2 separate regions of the Homo sapiens genome follow, and region 1 is linked to region 2. A link is a contact called in ENCODE Hi-C data. All regions are on one chromosome and are shown on one strand. Each heading gives the region's core, a stretch centred on a gene start or an enhancer-like site at or near the end of the contact. The rest is flanking DNA. Distances are from core to core; before and after follow the strand shown. Region 1 overlaps NRP1 (neuropilin 1). Region 2 overlaps ITGB1-DT (ITGB1 divergent transcript).

The links. A loop is a pair of places that touch in the nucleus more often than their neighbours do. Pooled maps may share reads with other maps.
Region 1: a map of MCF 10A shows a loop between it and region 2 (13-fold over the local background). The contact joins two enhancer-like sites. A Hi-C loop is called at or near these places in 2 of 168 maps with a recorded cell type or tissue (MCF 10A and PC-9) and 8 of 50 pooled maps.

The regions. Positions count from the first base shown.
Region 1 is chr10:33,192,166-33,194,865 of GRCh38, reverse strand. It overlaps NRP1 (neuropilin 1), which reads left to right. Exons shown (of 17, transcript NM_003873.7): 13 at 2,448-2,585. Among named protein-coding and RNA genes, the nearest start is that of IATPR, 77 kb to the right of the region's middle. Within about 2 kb of position 1,370, at least 17 of the 41 ENCODE cell types and tissues checked have a DNase peak (open chromatin) inside an H3K27ac peak, as active enhancers do.
Region 2 is chr10:33,007,599-33,010,298 of GRCh38, reverse strand. All of the region lies in intron 2 of ITGB1-DT (ITGB1 divergent transcript), which reads right to left. Among named protein-coding and RNA genes, the nearest start is that of ITGB1-DT, 26 kb to the right of the region's middle. Within about 2 kb of position 1,403, at least 6 of the 41 ENCODE cell types and tissues checked have a DNase peak (open chromatin) inside an H3K27ac peak, as active enhancers do.

The sequences.
Region 1 (2,700 bases), core at 121-2,620, 180 kb before region 2:
TCCCTTTCTCCTTTCCTCTGTCCTTCTCTCTTTCTTTTCCCTTTCTATAAATGTTTATGGGTGGTTTGTGTGTTTGTCTTTCTAGCCAGGCTGGAAGTTTCCACATTGAACCTCTCACTCCATAACCCTCCCCAACAAAAGGCATTGATCTAAAAACATATCCTTTAAATAACCAAATTGCCACAAGTTACATGATCAAGACAAGAAGATAAAAGAGCAGTAAAATACAAAAACTTAGAGCGGTTCACCTGGTTAAATGTACAGGATGGGGAAGGACATTGGAAGGTAAAGGCAGACTGTCATTCTCTGAAGCGAGAAGTGCCTGAAACATTTTTTCAGGCAAAGCGGTTCCATGTCCTGGTCATTTCAAAAATATCCAAGTTCCTACATTTTATGGTATCATCAGAATATGAAGAGCCAAAAGAATGGATGATGTCATTTTCTGTTCTATAAACAATAAATGTAATGTATTAACAAAGTAAATACAGGCAGAACTGTGTGTGCTGGGGTGGCTTTCTTTATCCTGAATGTGCATGTTTTATAAAGTACATTTAAGGAGAAAAATCAAAACCACACACACATTAACATGTTCCAATATTAACATTTTCTAACATGAGATTATGCAACAGTACATTTCAGGGTCATGGGCGTTGGCATCCAAGGTTGCTCAATCATTCAGTCACCGTTCAGTTGACTGTACTTCATCTACATAATTCAATCTTGCTGCGGAAAAGAGTGGTAAATTTTGGAGAGGGTTTCCCATGCCTTAAGAAGTCCTATTTCATGGCTATGATAGACTAGACATGAAATATATCTCTCCGATGACACTACAGCTGTGAAATATAGCCTGTTTGCACTAAATGAAAGTACTCACATTTTACACATCACATAGCTTACTAGTTTACTTTCCCAAACTGGCTCTGTCTACCCTTTGGGAGGTCACATTATCATTGGGAGAATCCAAACTGCTCCATTTGGACAGTTTTTATGGTGGATTCCTTCCAAAATTTGACATTAGCTCTAGAAAAGGGTTCCTTATAAACTAAAAATGCAAAGTAAATCATTCTTATCTATTCAATAAATCTTCCCATTAAAATTCCTCCTGCCATTGGGGGAGGGGCCATGGAGACAAGGCTCAGAGCAGAAGGCGAGATACTTTGTTAATAAACACAAGCAAGTTAAAGAAGCTCAAAATGAGATAAGGTCTTGGCCTGACCCTAATACAGCATCTAATACCAGACTTCCCTTATTGTTCATAGGGATTCTTTTGAGGCTTATTTTTAAGTTCAACGGTCCAGATGCCCCAGGCGCCTTCCTGTTTGTTTCAATGCTGCCACCTCGTGGACTGCCTAAAGTCAGTGACAAGCCTAAAGGCCCTTCGTCACTGGAGAAAACAGCTGCATCTGCGGGCTTCGTTCTTTATAGGAGGACGAAAGGAGGGGGCAGAAGCCCGAGAATTTCATCTTTAGAATTTTTTTTATTGTTAGCTTATGTTTACCAAAACAACAGTCATACTTGGAATAAGTAGCAATGATTTCATTTTTCCCATACTTAAAAGTTAAGCTCCTTTCAAAAAGAGGCTGTGTAAAATGTCAGGCTGTGGGTTTTAAAAACACCATAGTCCAACAGCACCTTGTAGGGCACACACAAGGCAAGTCATTCCCGTGAATTCATTCACGCTGTCTTTTCAGATTCCTAAGGAAGCCTTTTGAACATTAAAAAAAAGAAAAGAGAAGTAAAAACGGGTAGCTATTGAAATGGGCTTTGGATTTAGATGACCTTACATTGAGGTTTTAAGCCGGGTGAACAATTTATATGTAAATTTAGAAATTAAAAAAGCAGAAATTTATACTTAAATTAATCGACCTTATAGAAGGCATGGAAGAAAAAAAAATAATCCTAAAATGCTTAAGAGATTCTAACCCTGACATTAAAGACCTGAAGCATGAACTGGTGAGGTGGAAATAGAGAAAACCTCCTGGGTGAGGCATTTCGCCAAGTTACTTTCCACTTTTGAGGCTTCATGGGTCAATCTCTAATTAAGATTCTTTTCATTGGTGGGTATCAACTTATATGATTTATCCTCAAGAACAGAATGGCTTTCATATTAAATACTGTGGAAATGGGGAGAGTGCAGCAAATGTAATACACGTGCTTTAGAAAATAGCCTTCCTGGAGATTTTATGTAAACCCAATTTGACAGGCAGTCCATAATCCTTTTAAAGCTGGATTTTTAAAGAAATTACTAAATGTGGTTTTGCAAACATTTTGACATCTCCATGCATCTTTTGGTTTCTTGGTAATCCTGGCTTTCCTGGAATTTTCAAACAGACATAAAGTTGTATAAATCGTGCTTTCCATGAGTGAACCAAGGGCCTTTGTGACCCTAAATGATCAAATTTGCCTTTCTTTGCTTGTCTCTTATTTTTACTTCCCACCCACTGAAGAGTTTCCAACATATGGTTTTAACTGTGAATTTGGCTGGGGCTCTCACAAGACCTTCTGCCACTGGGAACATGACAATCACGTGCAGCTCAAGTGGAGTGTGTTGACCAGCAAGACGGGACCCATTCAGGATCACACAGGTATCACAGAGTTCACTTCGGCTGCATGGCTTTGCAGATTCTCTTTGATTCCGAGGCTGTGTTACTGGGAGGGTTTCTAATGTCTGTGAATTTAGGGCGGGTAGGAATTACTACA
Region 2 (2,700 bases), core at 154-2,653:
TTGCCACCCAGGCTGCATAAGCACACACCCTGATTATCATCTGTTGTCTAGCTGCTCCTCACAATATGAGCTTGTGCTCGTTATCTAGAAATCGATCTGAAAATAAATACAGGCTTAGTGCATCACTCTATCAGTATGATGACCGTGGGGTGCACCAGGAAGGGGACTAGACAAGGAGGAAATACCCAGAGCTCCTGTCCTGGCACTGCCATTCCCAAGAACAAGTCTTGAAAATGCTCTGGGCTTCAGCGTCCTCGTTTGTAAATCAGGAATTACAATACCAGCTCCATCTTCCTTGCAGAATTATGAGCTGATAAAGAAAACCAATCGACAAGTATCTTACTGAGCTCACAGTGCTCCCAAACATGTAGACCCCGATGAGGGCTTGAAAAGGGATAAGAAATGGTATCTGGCCTGGAATATTTCCCAATAGATTTTGGATAAGATGAGACTGAAGCCTGTGTATCAATAGTAAACCATTTGACAAGTATTTGCACAAGCACACAGTTATAGAATATAACCTATAACCCTCATAGGATTACTCAGACAAGGGAGAGTGACATGGAGGGGCAACAGCTGGGCTGGATCCTACAGGATGAAAAGGCTTCATCTGGCAAAGGGAGGGAAGGACAGGACCCCATCTGAAGACTCAAAGGCTGCAATGAGCAACACTTCTTCAATGGGCCAGGGAAATGAAAATGTAAGGGTAGGATGACACTGGATTAAAGTAACAGTGAAATCAGATGGAGGAGGTATTTGGAAAGAAAGGGAAATTGAGTTCTAGGGTATTTTCAAAAAATAGTGACAAGTTTAAGGAAGATGAATCTAATGACAGTGTGTAGTCTGGTCAGAGCTAAGATGGAAACTGATATGGAAAAGCATCTATTGCTCACTCTTAGTAGCAGTAAGAAAAAAACTGGTAAGACTAGATGACTTACTAGATACAAGGGAAAGAGTTGGGTTAAAGTTCATTTAAATTTTTTAGCAGGGGGATTACAAGAACTTCTGCTCATTTGAAAGTCAGCAATACGTTCTTGTTTGCTTTGCTTTATTGGAGGATGGGGCCATTTAAAGCCATTGCTCCACATAGTATTCTGATTGCAATTGACTCATATGAATGACAATAATATTCCCTCACCAAGCACAGCTATTTATTACGTGGTTCTGTAAGTGTGGTTTTCTTCCCATCTTGATTTTGCATCAACTCCTGTTCTGTTTTGCAACAAGTCTTCAGCATTATATCATCTTGTTTTTTTTCAACCTGTGGAGCTCTGAAGCTCGGAAAGTAGAATCATCTCATAGAATCCAACAATCTTTATTTGAATCAATGCGGTTTCTGAAGTTTAGCTACCAGAGCATAGTGGCAAGGCGCAAATCCATTTTTGTCCACTAGGTGACAGACAAGAACTACTTTCTCTGCATCCCGCTGGAAAAATGAGAGCCACAATATGGAAAAACTAAGCACTGTGGCTCATACATTTCTATTTGTCTTCTGAACTTAGAAAAGGAAACACCAATTGGTATGCCCAATATCGCTCTGTAGTCCACTGAAAAATGCCGGAAGGGTTTTCAGACTACTGAGTTGGGGTACGGGTACTTTTGCTTTTTGTGTGGTTTTTTTGGAGTTTTTTGTTGCTTGATTGACGTCTTTGTGTTTTGTCCAGGTGAAAAATAGTGGCAGGAACAGATAATGAAGGTGGTAATGATAGTGTTATAAAGTGAGACTATATTGATTATAATGTATTAATTTTTAATTAATTCATTCATTAATTTTTTGCAGTCAGGGTTAAGGGGAGTGCCGGTGGGAAAGGCAGTGGGAATTGTGCAGGTGGAAGACATGATCAAGGTGAATAGCAATGAGACTGTTCCCAAAGGCCATACAGCCTTTGCCACCCTTTTCTAAAATTATTTTTTGAGACAGATTCTCATTCTGTTGCCCAGGCTGGAGTACAGTGGCACGACCATGGCTCATGGCTCACTGCAGCCTCAACCTCCCAGGCTCAAGCGATCCTCTCAGCTCAGACTCCCCAGTAGCTGGGACTGCAGGCGCACAACCCCACATCTGGCTTATTTTATTTTATTATTTTATTTTATTTTATATTTTATTTTATATTTTATTTTATTTTATTATTTTATTTATTTTATTTTATATTTTATTTTTATTTTTTATTTTATTTTATTTTATATTTTATTTTATTTTATTTTATATTTTATTTTATTTATTTTATTTTATTTTGTTTTATTTTATTTTATTTTATTTTATTTTATTTTATTTTATTTTATTTTATTTATTTTTTGAGACAGAGTTTCTCTCTTGTTGCCCTTGTTGCCCAGTCTGGAGTGCAATGGCGCAATCTCTGCTCACTGCAAACTTGGCCTCCTGAGTTCAAGCGATTCTCCTGCCTCAGCCTCCTAAGCAGCTGGGATTACAGGGGCCCGTCACATGCCCAGCCAGCTAATTTTTTGTATTTTTAGTAGAGATGGGGTTTCACCACGTTGGCCAGGCTGGTCTTAAGCTCCTGACCTCAGGTGATCCGCCCACCTCGGCCTCCCAAAGTGCTGGGATTACAGGCATGAGCCACCGCGCCTGGCCCTATTTTTACTTTATTTTAGAGACGGGGTCTCGCTATGTTGCCCGGGATGGTCTCCAACTCCTGGCCTCAAGTGATCCTCCTGCCTTGGCCTCCCAAGGTGCTAGGA